2 separate regions of the Homo sapiens genome follow, and region 1 is linked to region 2. The links are chromatin contacts, found by Hi-C or POLR2A ChIA-PET in ENCODE. All regions are on one chromosome and are shown on one strand. The core of a region is the stretch at or near the end of the contact, and the rest is flanking DNA. Distances in the headings are between cores, read along the strand shown.

What was found. Hi-C counts contacts between places; a loop is a spot of excess contacts on that map. ChIA-PET counts read pairs that join two places held with the same protein, here RNA polymerase II (POLR2A). Pooled maps may share reads with other maps.
Region 1: a loop to region 2 is called in a pooled map, with 2.6 times the contacts of the local background. The contact joins two enhancer-like sites. A Hi-C loop is called at or near these places in 4 of 168 maps with a recorded cell type or tissue (CD4-positive, alpha-beta T cell, Right ventricle myocardium inferior, gastrocnemius medialis and 1 more) and 5 of 50 pooled maps. POLR2A ChIA-PET finds 5 or more read pairs at or near these places in 5 of 52 experiments (H1, MCF 10A, T-cell and 2 more).

Annotation. Positions count from the first base shown.
Region 1 is chr13:45,866,590-45,872,068 of GRCh38, forward strand. No RefSeq gene overlaps it. Among named protein-coding and RNA genes, the nearest start is that of SIAH3, 18 kb to the left of the region's middle. Within about 2 kb of position 3,859, at least 4 of the 41 ENCODE cell types and tissues checked have a DNase peak (open chromatin) inside an H3K27ac peak, as active enhancers do.
Region 2 is chr13:45,830,083-45,835,665 of GRCh38, forward strand. The region is part of intron 1 of SIAH3 (siah E3 ubiquitin protein ligase family member 3); the gene reads right to left. Among named protein-coding and RNA genes, the nearest start is that of SIAH3, 19 kb to the right of the region's middle. Within about 2 kb of position 3,734, at least 6 of the 41 ENCODE cell types and tissues checked have a DNase peak (open chromatin) inside an H3K27ac peak, as active enhancers do.

The DNA.
Region 1 (5,479 bases), core at 2,609-5,108, 37 kb after region 2:
GGTGATGCTCTATAAACTCAAGGTATGGCTTCCTTTTAAAATAGACAAAAAGGAAACAGAACTGAGCCATGTATCTCTGAGAATGACACCTTGCTCTTTTCTCTCTTTCTTTCTCTGGAGCAAAATTTCACCAGGTTCTGACAGCCCATCTCAGTTATTCCCCCAGTTTATGGCTGCTTGCCCGTCTTTTTTTGTTTGGTACACATGAGAGGTGCAGAGCACTTTCTGTAACCTGCTGTCAGAAAAGCAGCATGTCCTGGTTGGAAGTCCAAGGGCAAAGATGATACCCAGGATTTTAAAAGTGCCTCTCATGGGTCTAGGGAAAGAGGTTCTCTTAGATTCTGTTGCTAAAAGTGTAAATGAGAACAATATTCCTGGAATACACTTTGAAAATATATAGCAAGTGCTTCAAAAATGTGTATGTACCTAGCAATTCTACTCTAAGAAATTTATCCTAAAAAAAATGATGGACAAGAAAGCAAAATGTATATACAAGGATATTCATTAGGGTATTCTTTTAATTGTGAAAAGCTGCAAGCAACCTAAATGTCCAACAATATTCAGGATTGAATAAATGAATTACAATTCATCTTGAGAATAGAATATTATATAACCATTAAAAATGATAAAATGATGATATAAAAGTGTGTGTCTGTTTGCAGGCAGAATTCCTGCAGATAGGACTATAATGAATATATGTATATATACGTTAAATCAAGTTTAGCCTAAAGCTGCCTCTTTACATATTTTAAATTCAGCCTAAAGGTTTTTCTCTACATAGTGAACTATAACCTATATGGGGTTGTAAACAGACTGCAACTTACTTTTGTGTCGATCACCAAGTTTTGGCCAATCAAAAAAGGGGGCCAACTGTTCAAACCATGTTCAAATAAGGCAAACACCAAGCTGTAACCAATCCGGCTGTTTCTGTACCTCACTTCAATTTTCTGTCTGTCACTTTTCTTTTTCTGTCCGTAAGTCTTCTACCTTGGGGCTGCACTGGAGTCTCCCTGAGCTCACTCTGGCTCGGGAGGCTGCCCAATTCATGAATTGTTCTGTGCTCAATTAAACTCTGTTAAATTTAATTTGACTACGGTTTTTCTGTTAACATTTATATGCAAAGATATTTATGACATATTAAAAAGGAAATTAGGTCATAAAACATTATATATTAAAAATAATTCCATTAAAACCCACGCATAAGTTTTGATTGATATACACCAAAATATTTAGAGTGACTTTCTCTGACTAGTAGAATTTTGTTTTATCTTTTTACTTATCTGTATTTTTTATTTTTCTCCATTAAATTTATGCTTACTTGTATGTTTAAAAAAATAGGGGAAAATGCTTTTCTTTTCTTTTTTTTTGAGACAGAGTCTCGCTCTGTTGCCCAGGCTGGAGTGCAGTGGCATGATCTTGGCTCACTGCAACCTCTGCCTCCTGGGTTCAAGCAATTCTCCTGCCTCAGCCTCCTCAGTAGCTGGGACTACAGGGGCGTGCCACCACACCCAGATAATTTTTGTATTTTTAGTAGAGACAGGGTTTCACCATGTTGGTCAGGCTGGTCTCGAACTCCTGACCTCATGATCCACCCGCCTCGGCCTCCCAAAGTGAAAGTGCTTTTCTTGGGTATTAATTGCTTGCTGTCCTATGACCTCCTTTCTCTGGTGAGAAGGGCAGACCATAGGTTTCCTTGAGGCCCATGAGGGCATCCAGGGAGGAAAACTGTTCTCAGCATTATCTGTTATTTTTCACCCTCCACTGGCATTTTAGCATCAATGTTGATGGTAACCTCTTAGATTGGATTTCCTTCTCTTTTGTAAAAAAGAAAATGCTCACAGACACCAATACCAGACAGTTCCTTGTAAAGAGTCTGGATCATGTACTATAGTTAGTGAAGGCAGCCGGTTAATTCTAGGAGAGGCCCTGATACCTTGTTGTCATAAAAACAGCATCTCTTTGAGATTTGCTAACCTACATTCATCGAGAAGGTTCTGGGGCTAAGGACAAAAAAACAGAAGTCAGTAATATAAACAAAGGTAGTACTGAGAAACCGTGTGTGGGTATGTGTATGTGCATGCGCGCGCACGGGGGCGTGTGTGTGTGTGTTTCAGTGAAGACAGTTGATTTCTTTTCCTCCTCTTTGCAGACCCCGAGACCTGATATTTTTAGCGTATGTAATGGCAGGGCTTGAAATGATGCTATTTCTTGATAATGCTGGGACATTTCACCTTGAGTGCTCATAGAATAGATAACCTAGAAAACAGCCAGCACTTTTCAGATTGGACACTACAGAAATGTCAGCATACAATCGTGTTACCCTGTTCCTTTCTTGGACTGCTGACTTGTAATCAGAGATTTAGTCTCCTGACTGCACAAATGCTAAGAGCACTTGAAGTAGTCTCAGACTTTTAGAACCTGAAACACAAAGCAGAGGGCCAAAAGTCACTGTTTCTTAAAGAGGCAGCAAAGAGTGTGTCCAGGTGGGGGCAGGAGGGGGTTGAGGTGGGAAGGCAACACATTGGCTGTACACCTGCAGTGTCAGATCAAGCTTCAGGACCTGATGATCAGCATTCTCATGGGCCCCTTCCTTCTCCTGTCCTCACACAACAATGGAGATGGCAGGTTTCTTCTCTCGCCACATCTCTATCACCTTGGGGCACCTGCTAGCTTTCCCAAGCAGCTCTCTCACCTCATCCTGCCTTAAGCTGTAGTGATATATAAATACTTTTAAGACTTACTAGATTGAAAGTTCCCTGAGGGCACCAACAATTTCTAAATTGGCTTGGCATGAATGATGTACAGCACCTAGCAGATATCTAGTTAAACAGATAATCACTGCATGAGTGAATGAACAGCAGGCGCTCAAAATCCACTCACTTCAATCAACAGAGAGAACAAGAAGTTGGACCTCTCTAAGAGAAACAAAAGCTAACTTTTCAAGCTCCTAATGGTTCAGTGGTAGTGTGTGATTCTCCTTTGTTAAGGAAGGCATTGCCTCTGACATCACAGCTTTGATGCTTTCTTACTCTTCTCCTCACAGCAGAAAAGATGGACTTAGCAATGGGATCAAAAAAGCTCAGTATTCAAGGACCGGTTCTCCATCTGGGATCCTGCCTAATCATTTTCTCTTTGCACACCACTGCTAACAAGCTGCCTGGTGGTGGAGCAGGCTTAGTTTTTCCACTCACATACCCTTAAATAGATTCATAAAATCAGTTAATAGGTATTTATTATTCAATGATTATAGGCTCAACACCAAGAGGTGAAATACTAGTATTTATAGAATCTGGGACCGACACGAAAGTAAAGTAGTTTGTCACAGGCTATAAGGAATAGTATAGATCATTTAATTTACCCCTTTCTGCAGAAAAGACTACACCAACCATTCCAAGGCCTCAACACCAAACTCTCCTCCTCCCTCTGCTTCTCTTCCTTCTCCTCTTTCTCTACCTCCTTTTCTCCCTCAGTTCTTCTTGATCCTTTTCTCCTTTTCTTTCTTCTTCTCCTTCTCCTCCTCCCCTCCTCCCCCTCCCTTTCTCCTTCAATCATCAGCCACAACCTTTGCCAAAGGCCTTGTGTACAGGGTACAATGCTAAGTGTGTAAAATGAATACAGAGAACTGTTAGATTAATTTATGTGTGACCTTGGAACTGTTTTACACTGTGGACTGAAATAGAGACTGTGTCTTCCATTTCTAAACGACACTCTAGTACCTTGTTGCTACTCTGAAGGTCATGCTAACAACAGTAATAGAACGCACCACAGTTTACTGGCCCCGAGCCCCTTTTCCTCTCCCAGGGCCGACAGGAACACGGCCAAAGGCCAGCTCTGGGTGTTTCTATTAAAAGTGGCCATGGCATTCCTGGTAGAGGCTCCTGGGAGAGGGACTACTTCTCTAACTAGATAGTGCCTCCTCCTTGCATTCCTTTGAGAAGGGTGAGCTCTGCAAGTCTTCGCACGCATCCGCTGTTCCTCTCTACTCGCCGTTGCCCCATAGTTCTTTCTTCAGTGAAGGATCTCCATCCTCCCTGCTTCAGATTTAAATGCAGCCTCATACATTGTCCAAAATCACTGGACCAAACCCTCTAGGAGACATAAAGAGGAAAAAAAATGCTTCAAGGAATGAGTTATACATGGCAATGGATTCATACACTTTACGTAGCTCCTAGTTCCCTTCCATTACGTTAATTCTTCCCACTCAATAACCTAATTCCCTTCCCCACCCACCACACACATTTTCTTTTTTTCCTGGTGAAGAAGCTGATTGATGCTGAAGTCAGAATTCACCCAATTTTGCCATGATCTAAGTATTCAAGGCGATTGGCCTGAAGCTGCCAGGGACTATCTTAAGCCCACGTGAAAACAACCACCACGGTTTCAGTAGACTCTATCAGGACTCCAAGGAGGCTAGGCTAGTGGTGATGTGCTAGTTATGTATTTAGGAGTTTTCTTGTGGCTGCACATCCTGGACAAATGCCCAGGTCAGGAAATCTATAATGGGTGATCCTAATATTTCCTCTTTGATCTGTCTCTGTAGCAGGACCAGCAGCAGACAAAACCTCTCAGACACCAAGTTGTAGAAGGAAGGGCTTTATTCAGCTGGGAGCATCAGCAAGCTACTGCCTTAAAATCCGAGCTCCCCTAGTGAGCAATTCCTGTCCCTTTTAAGGGCTCACAACTCTAAGGATTTCACATGAAAGGGTCGTGATTGATTTGAGCAAGCAAGAGGTACTTGACATGGGCTGCATGCACCGGTGGTCAGAGAGAAACAGAACAGGGCAGGGAGTTGCACGATGTTCTTCTATACAATGTCTGGAATCTATGAATAGCATCGGTTTCTAAGTTATGAGTTGATTTTCAACTACTGGGTTTAGGCCAGGCAGGCCCAGGCCTGGTTTTGGGCCTGGCGCCAGGCTGCCTGTCTTTGATTTCACTTCTTTGTTTTTTTTCTTAAAACAGGTACTGAGTATAAAACAATATAAAACAATATGAGAGGGTCTCTGTCTTCCCTCATCTCAACCTGACTTTGACCTGCCCCCGGGGAGGTGTTGCCTCAGCCTGTTGGTATTACTCTCTCACAGTGTGTCCTGATTGCATGCTTATTTATTATTCATTTATTAGAGTTATTGGATGTGCTCATGGCTATCACCCTCGGGTGCATTTACAGGTAGGACAGGAGAAAGCCACAGCACCTGCATCTCCATGTTTATCAAGATGTATGCCCCTACTGTGAAACACTGTCTTTGTTTAATGAAGCTTTGATGGCATACTTCTCAAACTTGGGTTTTCCTTTTAGGGGCTACCTAAAATGTATATTTGAGCCCTCTCTATCCAGTAGGTTAGAAACAGGCATTACTATTCAGGAGACTGGGCTAAGTAAGAGCCAAGAGCCACGGCTGTTGGGGAGAAGGCCTCGTGAGCTAAAAGCCCCACACTGAAAAGTAATATCTGGTTCCTGATTAGGCCAACATTTGTG
Region 2 (5,583 bases), core at 2,484-4,983:
TTCATAACACATGAGAAAGCCAGGTTTGAATTAGAGGGCTCGGACTCCTTGGAGTTCTAGAATACGTCCCTTGGAAACAGTCAGCTGTAGCCCCAGGGGCAGCCACCTTCTTCTCTTCTCATCCCTAGTTCCATCCCATACCTGATGTATGTGGCCACCTGAGCCTGTACATCCAAGTTCTGTCTAAAGTCTCCATAAAGAGTGAGCCTGGATACCTGTCAGGGGCATGCATGCTGGTGGCACTGTGCACTCTTGGGAGAAGGACAGACCTGCAGAAGACAAGCAAGCCCCAGGCACCCAGAGAGAGACCTAGAAAGGGAAGTGTGAGCTCCAAGTGGGGACAGTCAGGTGGGGATGCACATTCCTCAAGGCGTGGGGTAGGGGCACAGCCCGAGGCAGGCCAGGTGGGTCCTGCAGAGCTTAGCGTACACACCTGCCTGGCCTAAGGGTGGTTTTACAACACTGAGGTCATTCATCTCAATCAAGAGGCAACTTGCTTCATTCCCAAATTCACTCTGAAGAGTTGGGTTTGGTTAAAGCCCTCTTCACTGGTGCTTACCTTCTGCTGGGCATTGAGGCATGAAGATGAACTAAACTTGCTCCCAGCTCTTCAGGGCCTCAAGTCTAGTGGGAGAACCCAGCTGGGTAGCAGTTTTATACCATGTCAGAGACAGACATAGGAGGTTTGAGGAAGGGCTCTGAGCAGGAGAGGACCTCTGAGTGGTCCTAGAAGGTGAGAAAGTACTAACCAAAAAAAGGCAGAGGAAGGTATTTTGGGGAGAGAGCACAGAATAAGTTAAGAATGGTCTATGTTGGCAGGGCCTGGTAGCTCACACCTGTAATCCCAGCACTTTGGGAGGCTGAGGCAGGCGGATCACCTGAGGTTAGGAGCTCCAGACCAGCCTGGCCAACATGGCGAAACCCCGTCTTTACTAAAAATACAAAAATTGGCCAGGCATGGTGGTGCATGTCTGTAGTCCCAGCTACTTGAGAGACTGAGGCAAGAGAATAGCTTGAACCCGGGAGGTGGGGGTTGCAGTGAGCCGAGATCGGGCCACTGCACTCCAGCCTGGGTGACAGAGTGAGACTGTGCCTCAAAATAAATAAATAAATAAATAAATAAATAAATAAATAAATAAATAAAATAAAAAAATGAATCGTCTATGTAATAATGACTTTGAGCCTTCCAGCAGTGAGAAGGTATGATCAGTGACAAGGGGTTGCCAGGAGAGGCCAGTGTATGCACCAAAAGGAGCACAGATTTTATTACTTCCAGGAATTGAGGGAGGCACTAAGGCTTTCAGCAGAAGGGGGTCATGCGCAAATTGATATTTGTAGACATACAACTCTGGCACTGATATGGAGTAGAAGATAATCCAGTAAGGAGTTAATGAAGGTCTGTTATGCATTCACTCAGTAGATATTTATTGAGCCTCCAATATGCCAGGCGCTGTTCTAGACTGGGGAAGCTATGGTGGGCAAGGCAGAAATAGTCCCTCCTCTCAAGCAGTTTATACTCTAATGAGAAGGCAGGGACACCATAGAAACACAAAGCAATAAAGACATCACACTGTTTCAGACAGCGGTGAGTGCTGTGGGTAATGGATAATGGGGTAAAGAGGAGGGAGGGGACATGAGAAAGAAGATGGAACAGCTCATTTCTTCATGTGTCTCTTCACCCAACATGTTTGTATTTATTGAGGGCCTACTATGGGCAGTGTCTCTGTAGTGGAGAGATGAAACCAAAACCCTGTTTTCACAGCATTCATGTCTCATGGAGGAGTCAGACACCATTCAGATATCCCACTGCTAAGCTGCGTATTCTGGAGAAAAGGAACATAGGTCCTTGAGAGCATACAGCCAGGGAATCCCACCTTGGTTGGTTGGCCTGAGAAGATGGACTTTGGGAGGGCGGGAGAGCATTTCCAGCCCAGGGGTGGGAAGGCAAGATGAGTGCTAGGGAGAGCCAGCCGGAAGTGCCTAGGGAGGAGGGAAGAGAGGTGTGGGGTGCAGCCACCCAGGTGGGCAAGGGCCCTGCCATGTCCAACCCTGCCTGGGGACTTGGCCTTTTTTGATTTGAGCAAAGTAAATATATTCTGTATTGTGGTAAAACATATCTAAAATAAAATCTTCCATTTTAGCCATGTGTAAGCGTACAATTCAGTGGCATTAATTATATTCACAATTTGTGTGACCATCGCCACTATCTATTTTCAGAACCTTTCCTCGCTCCAAAGAGACACTGTGGCCGTGAAGCAGGAACTCCTTGTTTCCAATTCCCTCATCCCTGGTAACCTGTAATCTACTTTCTGTCTCTATGGACTTGCCTATTTGAGAAATTTCATGTAAATGGAAACATCTAATATTTATCCTTTTGGGTCTGGCTTATTTCATTGAACATAATGTTTTCAGGGTTTACTCATGTAGGATGTCAGAATTTCATTCCTTTTTATGGTTGAATATCCCATTGTATGTATCTGCCACATTTGTTTATTGATTCCTCTGTTGATGGACACTCGGTTGTTTCCACCTCTTGGCTAGTGTGAATAATGCTGCAATAAACATCCGTTTGACTTTTTATTTTCAGTTCTTTTGGGTATATGCCCTGAAGTATGATTCTAGGTCATATGGTAATTCTATGTTAAATTTTTTTGAGGGAGCTTCATACTATTTTTTATAGCAGCTGCTCCATTTTACATTCTTACCAGCAATGCACAAGTGTTCCAATTCCTCCACACCCTCAGAAACACTTGTTATTTTTCTGTTGACTTTGATTTATCCTAAAAGTATCAGGTCTAAATCCTCTCTCAGAACATGCTCTGATCATCCAAGTCCTGTTGGCAATCTGAAGAGTCTTTATTTTGTGGTGGGACTTTGATGCATGTGCCTTCTGGGTAGTTGAAAGAATTCGGGAAATTCTGTTCAGCATCCCTATTGCCAATGACAGCCAGAAAACAGAGACAGAGGTGGGGGGAAACTGCATAGGAACTGGGAAAGAGGTGACAAATTTGGGACCTCTCCCATGAGGTACCCATTATAGTGGGCATCTTCTAAGGATTCTTTTCTTCTCCCCATTATAGCACCACTTTCCATAGCAGGTGTCAATAAATATATGCTCATAGAAGGTGCTCAATAAATAAACACTTGAATGAAGGAGCTACTCCCACTTCTTTTCCTCATTTCTCTTCCATCATCCATGATCCAGGTCTGACAAGGGCATCGCTGAAGGTCAGACATCCTAGACTCCCTTAGAGCTATCCCTCCCAGGGCCCTCAGGCTATTGTGTAGCTGGACCCAGTCAACCACCCTGGGTCTTTTTTGGTACTGACCAGCTGCTTGCCATGACAGTTATTCTACATGGCGCTCATAGCTTTGCAAGAAATTACACACACACATGCACACACACACACGCACACACACACACACGGCAGTCCTTTTTAGAACAAGGCAGGGCTAAGCACACAAATAAAAGGAAGAGAAAGAGGGTGGTTCATCCAAATGATACTCTCTATCCACATTGTGATTTAAAGATTGCAGAGCACCTTGTCAGATATTTTCTCATTCGATCCTCACGATAAACCATTGTGGTTGGCAGGGTAAGTGCTGCTATCCATTCTGGTTTTGCAACAGGGGGACAGACTCAGAAAGGGGACATGACCTGCTGAAGGTCAGAGCTGGTAAGTGGCAGGGACAGGTCTGATTCCATGCCCAGAGCTGGCTCCCTCTCCCAAGCATGGCGATGACTCACCCTGGCCTTCTTGCCCACAACCTGCTGAGGGCCTCCAGGAAGAGCTCAGCCAGGCTTTTAACAATCAATCAGGAGTTTTCCTGAGGCGTCTGCACAGACTTTTGGCTGGTCTTCTCAGAAGCTGTTCTTGCAAAATGCTTTCTTATTTTTCGCCCAACCAATACTGAGGTCAAAAAGAAAAAAAAAAAAAGAAGGGGAAAAAAAAGCCCTTCCATTCTGTACCATTCAGCCTGGCAAAGCCTATCTCATTCCCGGAATTCTAATTGGAAACTGCCTTCTGTTCTCATTAGTTTGGGTTGTAGCAGTCATTACATTCCAAACAATTAATCCCTGAATGCCAATTTCTTACTAGAATTATCCTGGACTCAACAACTGGTTTTCTTAGCAGCAAAGCTGAAGCAATTATTCCCAGCTTTTGTAACTAAACATGCTGTGCTTGACACTTTACAATGTTTTCATCATCATTGAGTTATCAGCATTTATCTCTACCAGGGGAAAGAAAAGGCTGTCCGATTGTGAAGGCCCAGCAATCACACAGACCTGCTTACTGACATCGATGGGCTCCCTGGGACTTTCTCTTCTTGCTTGGAAAAGAAGGGAGAATATCCCCTGGGCCTCAAATTTCACTGAAATTCAGAAGTTAGCACCTTCTGAGACTGAGGAATAGGAAACCAATAGGAAGATGCAGCAGAGAGGCCTCGGGTTCCAGGGCAGTTCTCCCTGGGAGCTCAGGGCCTATGGCTGGTGGGCAGCATCCCGGTCCTCTTGGAGGCTGTCCCGTTGGGCTTCCAGCTCAGTGTCTGTGGGGCATGACACCTCCCTTCCAAAGCTGGGCCACCTAGAGTCAAGCCCGCAAACCGACCTACTGTGGGCCAGAAGAGGGGTGCTGACCGTCTTGTGCAGGTACCTAAACTTAGGCCTTCTGGAGGTGATGCAGGAGGAACTCCTGAGTTCACAATCCTGACTCTACCACTTGCTGCTGTGTGGCTTTGGACTCACTGCTAAACCTCTCTGGGCCTCAGATCCCTCATCTATATAATCATAGCTCTATCTCACAGGGTTATTTAAGGATCAAATAAATTAATATTGGTAATTAGAACAGGGCGTGCCTAACACATAGTAAGTGCTTTATAAGTGTGTATTTAAAGACAAGTAAATATAAACTGTCCTTTAATTATTAAAGGGCCCTTTTCATGTTCTTTTGTTCCCTTCAGCAGGTGTGAGAGCCCACAAGATAGACTAGAAAGGCAGAAAGAGGAAGACTGATTCTCTCCCACCACCTCCCAAACCACAAAGCTCCCTGATTTATTTGAATATACTCACAAACAAATCTCAAACCCATTTTTCAAAAAAGCCAAACTTTGGTATTATTGTGATAGTGACTATTTCCCAGCCTCTCCAAAAATGAAACTTGAAGTATTTCTCAATAGCATGTAGAGAACTAGTCTTCAGATTATCAACTACTAATCAGTCAAGGTTAGAGCAGCTGTAATCCAGTCAATGGAAGCCGGACACAGTAGATTCTTTTCTCTCCTTTCACTACACTAGCATCAGGACCTATGAACTAAGTGTTCCCTCCTCACATCTAGTAATGATAATAATAACAACAACAATAGCAATAATAGCAGCTAACATCTGTATAGCATTTATTCTGTGCCAAGCACTTTATTATATTAACTCATTTAGTCCTCAGAACAACTGGAGGAGGCAGGCGGTTATTATTACCCCATTTTACAGATGAGGAAACTGAGGTCCCCAAAAAGCTAAACCTCAAGTCCAAAGTCACATGGCTGGCAGCTGTAGAGGCAGTAGCTGAACCCAGGTAGTGTGACTCC